Linked DNA regions of Mus musculus: region 2 is linked to region 1. The links are chromatin loops, found by intact Hi-C in ENCODE. Cell type or tissue: heart. All regions are shown on one strand.

The links. Peaks named below come from ENCODE experiments on the same cell type or tissue, not always from the same donor. Only the 100,000 strongest peaks of a DNase experiment are listed, where the experiment ranks them.
Region 2: it touches region 1 in a loop (2.8-fold over the local background); 3 of 42 quality-filtered maps call a loop at or near these places.

Annotation. Positions count from the first base shown.
Region 1 is chr8:24,590,502-24,598,501 of GRCm38, forward strand. It overlaps Ido1 (indoleamine 2,3-dioxygenase 1), which reads right to left and starts at 6,451. Exons shown (of 10, transcript NM_008324.2): 1 at 6,340-6,451; 2 at 2,832-2,927; 3 at 2,592-2,711; 4 at 1,002-1,120. The coding sequence starts at 6,438. It overlaps Gm51565 (a long non-coding RNA gene), which reads left to right and starts at 5,110. Exons shown (of 2, transcript XR_003947523.1): 1 at 5,110-5,519; 2 at 6,142-6,943. In heart, a CTCF peak has its summit at 4,794; DNase peaks (open chromatin) are centred at 4,790 and 5,230; H3K4me3 peaks cover 860 bases; H3K27ac peaks cover 447 bases; H3K27me3 peaks cover 999 bases.
Region 2 is chr8:24,433,679-24,441,678 of GRCm38, forward strand. Tcim (transcriptional and immune response regulator) reads right to left here and starts at 5,268. Exons shown (of 1, transcript NM_026931.3): 1 at 3,494-5,268. The coding sequence starts at 5,218. The coding sequence ends at 4,898. In heart, a CTCF peak has its summit at 4,264 (motif pointing right); DNase peaks (open chromatin) are centred at 4,263, 4,783 and 5,263; H3K4me3 peaks cover 2,316 bases; H3K27ac peaks cover 2,282 bases.

The sequences.
Region 1 (8,000 bases):
AATTGGCACATTCAGTTGTCTGAATAAGCCATAGAGAGAACAGAGAGCAAGCATGTAAGCAGGGTTCCCCCAAGGCTTCTGCTCCAGTTCCTGTTACTACGTTCCCTCTGAGTTACTGCTCTGGCTTTCCTGGATGACGAACTTACAACCAAGGTGAAATAAAACCCTTTCTTTCCCAAGTTGCTCTCAGTCTGGCTGTTCTATCACAGCAATAGAAACCATAGCGATGACAATGGCTTTTATTGATCTGAAATCCAATTTGCCAGGTGTTGTGGTGCACACTCAGCATCCTAGAGAGCAGGAGACTGATGCAGAGGACAGACAAGCTCAAGGTCACTTTGGGGTATGTGGTAAGATATTGTCAAAAGCCAGACAAATAAAACAAAACACAAACAAAATAGTAATAACCCTCCTCATATCCCAACTAACATTTTAATACAAACCAACTAAAAATTTAAAAACCATAATATATTATCGTTCTCTGTGGGCCTGATGTGGAGGGCACGTGTTTCATGGCGCACATGTAGAGGTCAGAGGGAAATTTTGTGGAGTCAATTCTTCACTTTTACTTGCGTCCAGGGGGTTAAACGTAGGTTGACAATGTTGTGCTGCAAGTTCGTTGGCCTGCTGAGCCACCTTGCTAGACCCTAACCCAATAACAACAATCGAGAGTGTATTTTCTGGGTGCAGAGGAAGGAATAGGATGAAAAGAAGCATGGAAGTATTTTCTGGAGTGACTGACACACTCCTGTTGCTAGCTTTGGGCGGTGGCTTTATGAAGTCTGCACACTCCAGAGTGCACACGAAGGCTCTCTGGATTTTCCCATATACGCCCAGGTGCTCCTCTCAAGCTCACGGGTAATACGTTCGTAGTTATAGACACAACGATCTATAACCAACAAACAAGCAAACCATAACCAACAACAGAAGCTGCGTTGCCAAAAGTTAAGGAATAAATTCGCCCAGCTAACAGCATCTGCTTTTTGCTCGGGGTCACATACCCATTGGGGTCCTTTTTCTTCCAGTTTGCCAGGACACAGTCTGCATAAGACAGAATAGGAGGCAGGCCCAACTTCTCTGAGAGCTCGCAGTAGGGAACAGCAATATTGCGGGGCAGCACCTAGTTGAAAACAAACTGGGTCATTTTTTTTAGCCACTAAAACATCCTATATTTTCTTCTCATCTCACTGTTCAAACTTGTTATGGAGCATAGACAGCACTTGGAAGCCCATATGTGTAATTTTTCTCTCCCTTGTTTCATAACATAATCCCGGCGGTGGTTCAACACTCCTGTTTGAGATGTTGGTTGTTCAGGGCATAGCTGGGCCCCCAGGTAGGAAAGAAAATAAGATAAGGAGACTTTAGGTTTTATTTTCAAATGACCCTGTGTTATTTTCACTCTGTCCTTTACCCATCTGTCCCACAGGACACCATGTTAGCTAGTGGCAGTGAGAAAGGAAAACTCAAGTTGTCTCTGGACTTGTAGGCTTTGCTAAGGACACTGGATGTGACTCACGTGAGAAATACAAGCAGAGTGCTGTCTCAGAGCACACAGAAACACTCATGTGTGTGTGTGTGTGTGTGTGAGAGAGAGAGAGAGAGAGAGAGAGAGGGAGGGAGAGAGAGAGAGAGAGAGAGAGAGAGAGAGAGCGTTGTATGTTTATTCTGTTTTCTGTAAACTTCACAATACTTGGCATTGGTGCCTTGTAGACCTGCTAACCTAGGACTTGGAAGGATGATACAAGAGAGTTAAGACTTCAAAGCCATCCCAGGATACAAGGTGAGTTCTGGATCCTGTGCTAATACGGATACCCCTGCCTCAATACGCAAAACAGCAGTTACTCACAAGCAGAATTGGATGCTAATAGATGAGTGTAACCAAGTTCAGGGTGCTCCCATGGTTACACAGATTGTCTTATTCCTCTCCGTACCCCAGGAGCTGGCTGACTGCATGGGTGGATTGTATGTGTGTCTCTGTCTTTAAACTGCATGTGGCAATAAAAGTATCTGAAGAAAGCATCAGTCACGCTTGTCACTATATGGCAAAAGGCACTGAGAAACCAATGCTATTCCTTTGTGACTTGAAATATGGAGATGTAGTCTTTGTGGATTTCATGTGATTCTGAGTGCCACCTAAATTTGTATGGTAACTATAAAACATTCACAGTGTTATGAAACTTAAAAAGCAGGGCATGTGTCTGCATCGAGCTATTAAATGCTTGTCTACTGTATGAAAGATATTTACAATGTAATTATGATAATTCAGTGAGGAAGTGCTCTATTTTCCTCCTGATGCAAATTTTAAAAATGGAAGCCCAGTGGAGCCTAACACACACAAGGCCTGAGGTTCAAACCGTAGTGCCTCCTTCCAGAAGCACCCACCGCCAGCATTACAAACGACAATGATAATACTACAGTTCTAGTATTTAACTTCTTATGGGTCTAGGGTTCAAACCCGGGACCTTCCGCGTGGCAGGCGTGCATTCCACCACCACCGAGTTACCTTCCGAGCCCAGACACTTGGCAAGCTGGAATCTGCATTCATGCTAATGAAAAGTCACCATGTGAGAAGTACCAGAAAGTCTCCAAACCTTTCGAACATCGTCATCCCCTCGGTTCCACACATACGCCATGGTGATGTACCCCAGGGCCAGGTGTGCCAGGCGCTGTAACCTGTGTCCTCTCAGTCCGTCCGTGCTCAGTGTGGGCAGCTGAGAAGAGACGGAGAGATGTGACTAACCTCAGCCCCGGTAGTGGATGCTGTAGGCCTTAAAGCCACGATTGAGATGTGGAGAAACCACACAGAAAGGCGATTGTACAGGTTTTCAAACCTTTTCAACTTCTTCTCGAAGCTGCCCGTTCTCAATCAGCACAGGCAGATTTCTAGCCACAAGGACCCAGGGGCTGTATGCGTCGGGCAGCTCCACCTGGGAGAGAAAATAAGATCCAATAAAACCATTTTGTTTGAATTGCTCACGGAGGTCACTTAGAGTAATTCAGGCTTCCCCATGGACGGTCTATCTTGTCTCCAGCTCCATTTGGGCCCCCAACAAACATGGTCTAGAAGGACCAGTCCAGGCTCTGGCAGGAGCCAAAATTCAGCCAACAATTCTACCGAAGCCTTTCTCGCTTCTCCGTCTTACACCAGGCTCCTCTCTGTGGAGCCCAGGGATTACGGTTTTCATTATTTTCTGTTACTTATTTTCTTATTTTCTGTTACTTTCTTTCTTCTCAGGTATTTTTTGAGTGGGAAAAAGAATGAGATGGCTTTAAGGTTGTCAGCAAATTAGGAACTCAGACCCATGCCTATATTTCTTATGGCCCAAGAAGTAGTCTTTCTGTCACTTATTTTAAAAGTCCAAATGCTACTTTGTGAATAATTCATTTGTAACTCAAACTAGCATTTCCAACATTCAGAATTAAGGCTGTACTGTGCTTCTAATATATTTCTTGAAGGGCCTAGGATATTACTGGTCACTTAATACCATTTCCACCCTAACGGTAGCTTTAAGGGGTGTTGCTATAACTTGTGCAGTTTGAGGTAGAACAGCAGAACTAGGATAGATTCTGTGTATGTGTGTGTGTGCACATGTGTGTGCATGTTTGTGGGTGCACGCACATGTATGCATGTGTGTGGATGTTTGTTCATGTGTGTATGTGTGTGAGTGTATGTATATACATGCATGTGAATGTGTATGTGTGTGTGGGTGTGCATGTGTGTGTGTGTGTTTATGGGTATGTACACATGTGTGCATGTGTGTGGATGTTTGTTCATGTGTGTATGTGTGTGAGTGTATGAGTATGTGTGTATATGCATGTACACCTGTGTGTAGGCCAGAGGACAACTTTAGACATGTCCCTCACCTTACTTTTGAGACTAGGACTCTCACTGCTCTGGAGCCCACCCATGAGGTTAGCCTGGTTGGCCAGCAAATCCTAAGGATCCACTGGTATTTTGAGTGTACACGACCTAATCCTGGCTTTGGCTTTTTAAAATGTGACTTCTTGGTATTGGATTAATATTCTCTTACATGCATAACACTGACTGAGCCATCTTTCTAACTTGTAGCCATTTTTTCCCTATCACAATTTTAGACAGACTTATTCTTACCATAAATCTTAGCAACTTTAACAGATATGTATATGTATGTGTATATATTAGAGAATGGTCACCTTGTCACGTAAAAGAGACACTCAATGGGTCTTGGGCTCCTCTGACACATAGTGTGCATGTGCTTTGGGGATTTTAAGTAAGGTACAAGTTGCGTGAACATAGGCACCCCAATACTGGGAGCATGGGTCTAGGACCTAGGGTGCTGCAGGAGGGAGTGCCGGGCAGTGGTGGCACACGCCTTTAACCCCAGCACTTGGGAGGCAGAGGCAGGAGGATTTCTGAGTTCGAGGCCAGCCTGGTCTACCTGGTCTACGGAGTGAGTTCCAGGACAGCCAGGACTATACAGAGAAACCCTGTCTCGAAAAACCAAAACCAAAAAAAAAAAAAGAAAGAAAGAAAGAAAGAAAGAAAGAAAGAAAGAAAGAAAGAAAGAAAGAAAGAAAAAAGCGAAGCTATTGATGCCGGAGGGGACTGCTATATAGGTGGTGTCTACTTCCTCTACCATACGTAACTTCAGCCCCACCCCAAATGAAAAAGAAATCCAAATAAAGGTATCTCCTGAATCTCATATTTACTATCACATGACACAAATAAATACTACATAGATGCAGGCAATGTCCCCAGATGAACTCCAGAACTTGGAACCACACCCAGTGCTGTCCTAATGTCCCACCCCTAGGGCTGCTTCCTGTTAGAGCAGTGTTTCTCAACCTGTGGGTCGTGACCCCTTTGAGGCTGCATTCTTTTTGGGACTACCTAAGACCATCGGAAAACACAGATACTTACATTACAATTCAAAACAGTAGCAAAATTACAGTTGTGACGTAGCAACGAAAATAATTTTACCGTCCGGGGTCATCACAACATGAGGAACTTTAGAAAAGGTTTCAGCATTAAGAAGGTTGAGAACTGCAGCGCTAAACCCTGAGGTGGTCAGTTCCACATTCGTGACCGGATACACGAAAACCTCAAAACCAGGCACGCCAGGGCACCCAAAGATGCAGGCGCCAGGACACTTGTAGCAAGGATATCAGGCTTGGTGCCCAAAGACGGGAGAGCCTGAGGCTGCATGCTAAACTGTAGTCCCGCCCCAAGCAGCAAGCCACTGGATTGGATGGGAGCTGCGCAGGATGCTCCTCGTGAGCACTGCGGGGTGCATGCTTCAGATCGCTCCCGGCTGGGCGAGCTGATACAGGCTCGCTGCTACCCTTAATTCTGCAGTGTACCCGTGCCTCGCCTTCCCGGGAACTGCCTTGGTTTTCCATATCTGATCCCAGTCTCTAGCCCACTGCCCCTAGATCTGTGCCTTCCTGGCTCCATGGCTCTTTGCGTCTGGGTCCTAGAGTCACCCGAGCTCAAAACGTGCGACTGACTACTTACTCTGTTCGGGTCTTAGTGAGACTAGGTGAGCATGGGGCACCTCTAAACGAGTATTTTGCTTCTTTGCTATTTTCCGTAAGTGTTGATAATGAAGATGTGAATGATAAATTGGTATGCGTGGCGTTTTTGCAGTCCAATTTAATGACATAATTTTTGTTTGTTCAGTGCGTTCTCAGCTTTTGTTTTATTTAAGACTGTCTGGCCTTGAATTTGAGGCTATGCCCCTGCCTCTGACTCCTGGGTGATGGAACTATAGTTGTTTCCCACTGTACCTGGTTGAGACACGAGGCATTTCCCCCACATGCACCGCACTTGGATTCCAAAACTTGCACAAAAGCACAATCAAGGTTGTTCATACCTTCCTTTGGATTATGCTTGGCAAACCACAAGCATTATTAGTATGAAACAAAAGTTGCTTGATCTATCATCTCATATACTGAAATCAGTGAGGAGCACAGATCGATCCATTTGATAAGGTTCAGAAGAGAAATGTTTCTATGGCTCTGGGCATTTGAATGTTGCTGTTTCAGGACACCGTGCTGGAAAAGTCATTGTGACAAACTGGCTTCCCTTCTATGAGCCCGTTTCCTTCACGAAACTAAAAAGACTTCTCATGTGCCCCTTCCCTCACCACTTCACATTTCCAGGTTAAGAAAGTAAGGGCTGGATTTTGAGGAAGAAGAAGAAGAAGAAACACTGAAGAGCAGCCAGGCTCCCTTTTTGTAAGTGGGCTCTGAATTTGACATCACTCATTCGCTTAAGAGAACCTGAGACAGAGCTGCTTACTTAGAAATTCATCTGTCGAGATAAATAATGAGGACAAAGCAGATTTTCACTTTTCTTACCAGTGGATGTGGTAGAGCAAAGCCCACATCTTCATCTATGTGGTGGTCTTCAAGGATCCTTCTAGAACCTTCTGTAGGAGATATTTTACTGAGTGCCATTGCTGTCTACTCCACTGACCCCCCACTTGGCCACTGAAGGAATGTCCCAGCATCTCTTATAGGGTTTAGCCAAACCCCACAGCTGACACGTAATACTCGGGGAGAAGTGGCTTCCACCTGGGACAGTTTCATTTTCTGTTTTATGTATTTGCAATTTGATAAACAACCAAACCACAAAGGATCTCTCTTCGTCATATGAAGAAACTAAACATTTGTGTTTCTTATCAGATTTATCCCATAAGGACATCAACTGTTGGCTCTGATGGCCTCAGCTTCCCAGTGCCAATTATGGTGACCGAGTGCACACTCAGGCCTCGGCCCTGGAAACCACCCCATCAGTGGTTTGGGTGGCCACCTGTTACCCCAGCAGGAGGATTGGGTGTTCAAGCCACAAAGTGCCCAACTCACATGACAAGAACCATGAGGACAGGTGACCAGGAGAATGCATTTTGCTTTAGAAAACGTTCAGAGTTTGGGTTTAAAATAAAGACAGCCGAACTAGCAATAGCTGTCCGTTATTGGCTTTCACACGAGGGAACTTATGTCCTGTTTTAAATGTCAGTGTTTTGTCTCTCCAGCTCTGAAACACAACCTGGGACACACAGGAGAGTCAGCCTCAGAAGTAGCACAGAGGGGGATCATCACCAGACCCTTCCCCCTAGTTTTCTTCCCTAGGTTCTTGTCTGTGCTAAGGCTAATGGAGGGTTCACTTCTTCACATGATTTGTAAGCCATATCTTGGAAGGTGGTCCACCTTTCCTACTCTATCTGGCTGCCAGGGACCGACTCCTGACAAGCTCTCAGCCCTGCCCACCTGGAGATTCTCTAATGTGTTCAAAAGTAAAGAGCAGCGTCAAATAACTAAAAACATTCCTTGCAATACAAAATTGAGACTCTGGTAAAGGTGTACAGAGAACTCCTAAGTTTATGTCCACTTTGATGAAATGGATTTTGGGTTTGTTGTTGTTTTGTTTTGTATGGGTTTTTAATTAATTAATTAATTAATTAATTAATTTTAAGAAAGTGCCTCGCCAATTTGTAAAACACATGAAACTGAAGAAGAACGAAGACCAAAGTGTGGACACTTTGCCCCTTCTTAGAATTGGAAACAATCACCCATAAAAGGAGTTACAGAGACAAAGTTTGGAGGTGAGACAAAAGGATGGACCATCTAGAGACTGCCATATCCAGGGATCCATCCCATAATTAGTCTCCAAACGATGACACCATTGCATACACTAGCAAGCATTTGCTGAAAGGACCCTGATATAGCTGTCTCTTGTGAGACTAGGCCGGGGCCTAGCAAACACATAAGTGGATGCTCACAGTCAGCTATTGGATGGATCACAGGGCTCCCAATGGATGAGCTAGAGAAAGTATCCAAGGAGCTAAAGAGATCTGCAACCCTGTAGGTGCAACAACATTATGAACTAACCAGTACCCCGGAGCTCTTGACTTTAGCTGCATATGTATCAAAAGATGGCCTAGTCAGCCATCACTGGAAAGAGAGGCCCATTGGACAGGCAAACTTTATATGCCCCAGTACAGGGGAACGCCAGGGCC
Region 2 (8,000 bases), 160 kb before region 1:
AAGCATGTCCCAGGTTGGGACTACATGCTAATCCTCAGCACATACACAGATTCAAACAGATACACATGCTCACATAGCTATAGGCTGGACACACTAACATACACTCATGCACACACACACATGTACATCCACTCACTCAGACATATTCATATTACACAAGAACATACATGAACACATAACCTCACATAGACACATGTATACACAGACACATTCACACACTCATGAGTGCTTACCCAGATACACATATACATACACAGGAATACAGATTTGCACATGAAAACATACACAAATACATATTCTCATATATCCACATGGACATATGCATACACAGATATACCTATATGTATATACCTAGATACATACACATCAATTGCACAAATATAGATGATGCACATGTGACTACTTTCTCATACAGTGTGTGTATCTATGTACCTCCTACATTTTTGCTGGGGGAGTGAATAAGATACAAATTCAGCACCCCTCCCCATGAGCTCCCCATGCAGGACTGGTCATTTCATACCTAGGCCATGCTGGGAATGTCTGTATAAGCAGAAAGTCACCTGGTGTGCTCTGCAAGGACCAAGAGGCCCCTGGCAGTGGCTTTTCTTTTAAGTTAGCAGATCAGACTTTTCAGAGAAATGTCAATGACATTCAAATCACCCGTGACGATGGAAGAATGTGTAGCTAGACCCACAACCCAGACCTTTCTCAATAAATCCTGTATGCTACAGAATCCTCTTGCTGCGAGCAGGTAGCAAGTGGAATGAATGGAACAGCAAGCCTGTGCTTTCTGTCAGGCCCCAAGAGAAAACCAGCCCCCAGCCCCTAAGTGCCCAGAGGAGACATAAGGAGGGGCCTTGGTTCCAAGCTGTGAATGTGGCACTGCCTTAAATGCACAGTGCCACCGAGATGCTTAACTAGGACATGTCCACGTGGTAAGCAGATGGACAGGTGAGACAATGACTGACAGAAGCCATACTCTACTATCTTTTCAGTTGATTAGTGAACTGCAGAGGAGGAGGAGAGCTTGGTCTCTCATGGTAACACAATCAAAGCTGCTATCCAAAGGCACGAAGGCCATTCTTCCTAAGTTGTATGTCATCAGCAAGATCCCCAGTTGTTGAAGTTTATAGCCCTATGTGCATGGGGATACATCAGTACAGACACACATTCTCTTATCTATTCCATCAAAATACGTTTAGAGAATTAGCTGGCCCTCGGTATGATACGTCAGCAAAAGTTAGCAATGATGGTGATCCCAGTGAGGTGATCGGATTAATGAGCTACTAAACCCTTCATGCTTTTATGATCTCTTATTACACTAAGTTCTTACAGTTCATATGGCCCTCCTTGTGTCAGAAAAAGAACTCAGAACTGAAACTGTCCTCCTTTATGTCGTTTAAATTTTGTTTTCGATTTTGTGTATATATATATATGTGTGTGTGTGTGTGTGTGTGTGTGTGTGTGTCTGTGTGTCTGTGTGTCTGTGTGTCTGTGTGTCTGTGTGTCTGTGTGTGGGTTGTACAAGTGGATCCAGATGCCTGCTGAGGCAAGAGAGGTATCAGATCCCTAGAATTATAGGTAGTTTCGAGTCATACAAGTATGTATTCTTGGAACCAAAGTCAGTCCTCTGTTAAAAACAGCACTTGCTCTTAACTGCTGAGCCATCTCTCTGACCCCTCGGCTCTGCTTTCCTGATAATGCCTATTTTTATCCGACACTACTAGTGTTTATTATGCAGTTAAAAAATCATCTTGTACAATCACACTGATTCTGCTCCGTTCTTCCCAAAAGAGGGGAGACAGCTTGTAACAAGCTACTGGTGGAATTTTCGTTTTTTCTCCTTCACGCATTGGTGAAGACAGATGACACTACACTCTACAGATAATAACAGCATCAGAATAGAGAGTTCTGAGAGCATGCGGGGAATTAAACCTAAGTTCAGCATCTGAGCTGTGCTTCCTTCATTGGGATGCATAAAGGAAGAGATGGACTAATTGATCGTTTAGACATGATCGTACCGAGCGACAGTTGCTGGCCTTGAGTTCACAATCCTCTGCCTATTTCTCCTGAGTGGTAGGGTTTCAGGCAGAGGCAGCCAGACCCAGCTCTGTCTTTGAATGCAGTGCAACTTAAAGATTTTCATAATGGTTCCCATAAGGACTAGGTCACTTATTCTGAGCACACACACACACACACACACACACACACACACACACACACACAGCTCAGTGTGCATCAGACTGAAAGCCAGGAGACTGAACAGAGGACTTCTCCACAGTCCCTACTTTCATGAGCATATTCTGGCCAAGTGACTATCCCCGCTGAAGGCTGCCTCTGTGGTTCTTAACCTCTTTTGGTACCATCTGAAAATCTGATGAAGAGTATGAATAATCCTCCTAGATAATGCTCATAGGCATTTTTCACACAAACACACACATACACATATCACAACACTCACATATACACACAAACACACACCACACACACATACATATGCACACACTCACATATACATTACATGTACACACAGTCCCAAACACATCACAACACATACATACATACATACATACTTATCACATACATTTACACACATATGCACACACACATCACACACACACATTCACAAACACATCACAACATTTACACACATACATATCACAACACTCACACACATGACATACACTCACACACATATGCACACATTCATATACACATCACACACACTCACAAGCACATCACAACATTCACACACACTCACACACGGATGCACACATACTTGCATACACATCACACACACACGCACACACACGCAAACACACACACACTTGTAGAATAATTCTCCCTCCCCCCCTTTTTTTATTTCCAGGGACTGAAACTCAGGATCTTGTATATATGGTCAGTGATCTAATGCTGACCTATAAGCCTAGATAAGGGTCCCATGGATCAATGTGTAATGACCTTCAACAACTCAATAATTATTGACAGAATACAGATGTTTAACTATGTTCTTTTCTTTTTATAATTTTTGTATTTAAAATTCTGGCTTATTGGGATGTGAAGTATATAACTTAATTAATTTGAAAAATAAAATAAAAATCTGGCTTAACCCTCCTGAAAGGTTCCATATAGCTCATTTGTTTTGATATAGCATATTCAGCATTTAAAAGAGAAAACTTGGAGCCAGGCGGTGGTGGCACACGCCTTTAATCCCAGCACTTGGGAGGCAGAGGCAGGTGGATTTCTGAGTTTGAGGCCAGCCTGGTCTACAAAGTGAGTTCCAGGACAGCCAGGGCTACACAGAGAAACCCTGTCAAAACAAACAAACAAACAAACAAACAAAAATAAAATAAAAAACAAAACAAAAATCCAAACCAAAAAAACAAACAAACAACAACAACAAAAAAGAAAAACTTAAAAGAGAAAACTTGGTAGCTTTGCTGAATTTCTGGAAACTTTTTTTTGCCTTTCTATTAAGAAAGCACAGTGGGCATTGGCTTATGCCTTTTTAGAAATGCTTTATTATAAATTATACTGGAATAAGGAGAGAGATATTAATGTTATAATGACCCACAGAAACTTCATCATAATTCACTCGAACTTCAAAACATACCGTTTAGGAAGAAATAAATGGGTATGTATCTGCTGTAGTGACAGAGGAGAAATTTCACGAAAAATGAAGATAGATTATGGATATATAAAAGCAATATTGCCAAATTACTCTGTGGGAAACTCTATGCCATGAAGTTTAAAATGGGGGCGGGGAGAAGGCTCTGTAGACACTTGGCGCTGTAACTTGTTTTGGAAAAGTTTGGCAATCAGCATAAAGCTACTCTGGAAGATTTAGAGTCAACCCCTAGAAAAGTTTACAATGATCAAAATTTACCATCCTATATTTTTCCCTTGGGGACGGATCACCACAGAGCAAAGAGAAGCTAAGTTGATAATAATTTATTAGGGCTATGTATCACTTACAATGCATAATAAATAATTTTAAAAAACCCACAGCATCCTTCTAAAATCCCCCATATTCATTTCCTAATGCTTACTACAGTGTCTGGAGGACATTTAATTAGATTAGATTTTAGCATTAGTCAGAGAGTTTTAAAAAGCACATTCGAAAGTTGTTCACAGTCCTTCGGATTTATGAAGGGCCCCATTATTTCAGCTTTGTGCAAACCATTTTGAAGTGTGTACAAATCCTGTAGAAACATAGCCCATGCTGTGGGGTTTTACTGGGCTGGGCCAGGCATCCAGTTCTTTGACTTTAACAGCAGGGGGTGCACTGTCTTAGCCATTGTATTCAATGCAAGCAGACAATTACTGATCTCTAAAAATCTTGACCAATAAACAGCACGGAGATTTAGCCACATTTTTAAACATTCAGATTTAAAAAAAAAAACACACAAAACTTCAGTAAACCACTTATGCTTCATATTCCTTCTCTTCCCTCCCTCCCCACTTCAATATTTAAAAAAAGAAAAAAGGAAGAAAAGAAAAAAGAAAACAAAATAATAAACCGAACAACAAGAACAAAAACCAAGTTAGGTTTGAGTTTAGTCTTAGGGCCTTGCCAACGGCCCTGGGTGCGTGCACTCAGTCCCCACAAACGCAGTGTTCTGGTCAGTGCCTCCATCCTCTCAGGCTATGTCCTTTCCTGCTGTGAGAGTTCTCAACGCCTGCTGAAGGCACTTGGCTCCCAGTGGGACAGCTCAGGGCTGCAATGAGTTGCAAGTCTGTGTAGCTGGTGAGTTATGTATGTCCCTTTCCATCCTCGGGGTCCTGTCGGAGGAAGCTCTCAAGCCTTTTCGCGGGACACTGCCCGTGCCAGAGCTGGCAGGCTCACTGGGTCTTTAAAGGTCCATTGGTGGATACGCTCTTGCCCAGCCTGCTGTGCTCAGTGTACCTTGATGGAATATTTCCGCAGTTTGAGAAACTGAAGAAGCTTGTCTTTTGTCCTCTTCTTCAGGGCCATGAGGGCTCGAGTTTTCTCCTCCAAATCTTGGTCGATGGCAAAAATGATCTTGGCCCGCTCCTCTGCCTTCTTGTCTCCGGAGTTCCTGAAGAGCCTCTGCAGGGACTCCTGGTCTATGTTCTCAAAGATGTTGCCCACAGCTTTCTTGCGAGCGGCTGTGTCGAAGTGGTAGCCGTGGATGGACGGGCTTACTCGAAGAGACGAGGACATGCTGGTGGCTTGATGGCTTGGCTTGGCTTTCATCGATGTGGGTCTTCCACGGCTCAGCTTGGGCACTTCCAGGGGAGTCTGTTGTAAAAATCGTCCCAGGACGGCTATTTAAAGGGTGAACAAAGCTCGGGACTCAAATTACACTGGTGACGTCACATTGATCCCAGGGAGGAAAAAACCACAGAACATTAACAGTTGCCTTGCCAAAGATCTGGCTCCGGATGCTAGAATGCATTTCAAAGCTTGTTTAGAGATAGCTGGCTACAAGCTTGCCTCTTTACACCTCAGACGGCATTGTGCCTTACAAACTGGCTCTTCCTTCCAGAAGCCGAAATCAGGAGAGAGAGAGAAAAGAAAAGGCTCCAAATCTTTGCCTACGATTGAAACAAGGAGTTCTGCCAAGCTCAACAGAGTTTCAATTAGTACAAAAGTTTTAAAGTGTGGGCCAGACCCTGGCAGCCTAGGTCTGTGTGCCTTTTGCCTGTCCCTATCAGGGTGAGGGTGAGGAAGTCAGAAGAAAAAAAAAAATGCTTGGGAGGACAGGAAGTCTGACTCTGGAGCTAAAGTTTACTGACATGGCTCAGCCCGAAAGCACAAATCTCAAACTGTACCTGAGTGCTGTATGTAATTTCTGCTGGGAACTGCAATTTAAACAGTAATAGCGGCAGATGGTAGCTCCCCAGCTTGTGTAAGTATTGACAGCAACAACTATTCAAAAGCAAGGAGCAAAGGTTAATGGTGGTGCTGTGGGTACTTAATGCCCACAAGGAATGAGCTGATCTTTTGTTTTGAGGGCTACTTTGGAGTCACTCAGCATTATCAGAATGCTGCTATCTTCATTACACGCTTTTAATCTATTACTTTTGCTATCCACAAGACTCAGATACGTACAGCTGTTCTATGCTAAATGTCACCTTCCTCTGACCTAGAGATTCCTCTTTATGATTCAAATCTCTACTCTCCTTTCTGGTCCTCCAAGAAACTAGAATGGACTTTTAATGTTATTTCACTTATAGTCAAGAAAATCACACACCTATAACCCCATCTGTCTTAGAAGGCTGAGGCAGGCTAGCAAGCTGCAGGACAGACTGAACTACACAGGAATGAATGCCCTGTCTCAGAATTAAATTAAATGAATAAAATAGAAATAAAATCATTTATTTTACCTTAATAAAGTTTATGTCTCACTAGGAGAAAGGAGTGAGACATTTTTGCATATGTCAAAACCTTTTGCATTTTTCAAAACCTTTTGTTTTGAAGGCTACTTTGGAATCACTCAGCATAATCAGAATGATGCTATCTTCAACTTTTAATTTATTACTTGAAGATATGACTATTATGTGAAATTACAGTGTCTTCCTATTACCTGAAAGAAATGTTCACTGTGGATAAGTATGCGCCAGAGTTGCTCAAGCACATAACGGGCAGGGAACTTCTACAAAATCCCAGGAGATGTCCAAGCCAGAGGGCCCCAGCTCAACTGTCACCCTCATCACCGACGACTGTAGTGGCCGTCACCCAGGAGATACAGATAGCTCAGGGGAGGGGCAAGTTAGTTGGGAGACCTTCAATATGAGCTGGTAAGATCCTAGCTGTTCTAGCAATGGGGGGTCTAGTGCACTTGTGAGCATCTGTGGTGTTGGCTGAGATCATCTTCTTCCAATGCCTATTTCCTACCCTTTGCGGGCAGGGATGCTTTCTGAAGATTCACCTCCTCCCAAGCTGAGCCCGTTCAACTCTGTCCTCTCACCAGAGCTGAGACCGCTTATCCTGCATTCTCTACCCTGGCAACACTCTCTACCCAGCACCCAGGGCATTGTTCTTGGGGCCACCCCAATAACTTTTTGAATTTAAAAAAAAATTTAAAGAATGACTTATTTTATGCATATGAATACACTGTAGCTGTCTTCAGACACACCAGAAGAGGGCATCAGATCCCATTATAGATGGTTTATAGATGGTTGTGAGCCACCATGTGGTTGCTGGGAATTGAACTCAGGTCCTCTGGAAGAGCAGTCAGTGCTCTTAACCACTGAGCCGTCTCTCCAGCCCTATTTGTTTTTATTTTATGAGCATTTGGTGTTTACCAATTTTACCTGCTTGTGCGTCTTTGTGATGGTATTAGATCCCCTAGAACAGGAGGTATAGACAGTGATGAGCTGCCTCATGGATGCTGGGAATTGAACCCGGGTCCTCCAGAAGAGCAGGCAGTGGTCTTAACCACTGAGCCATGCCTCCAGCCCCTGGATTCTTTGATAATTTTGTACATGGATATAACATAGTTTGGTCGTTTTCACTCTCCTGTTCCCTCTTACACCCATGTCCCACTCTCGCTGAATTCTTTATTCTTCCCACTAAGTGCCCTCTCTTAACCATGTCTTGTATTTTACTTTTTCATGTTTTACTTTTATTTTATAATGACTCACTGAGTTTATTTAGTGTCACATGCACGAATATGAACAGGGTTTTGTTGTTTTGTTTGTTTGTTTGCTGTTTGTTTTACCAGAGCACAGACAATTTACCAGTTACTCCCACCACTGAAGAATATTACTCTCTCTCCCCAGCAACTCATTACTGGCACTTGCTTCCCAGAGAAGGGCTGGGGCTTCGTGATCCTCACCTCTATCCATATGGAATGTTAACTGGCTTAATCGTCTGCAGGTGACCACAGCTGTTGAGAATTAATGAATCCAACCATTGAGCCATGCCCTGAAGACAGCATTTGACAGTACTCATCCCCATTTTCTGGCTCTTGTGTCTTTCCCTCCTCCGCATCTGTGATGCTCTCTGAGTCTTTTGAGACTGAAACACATTC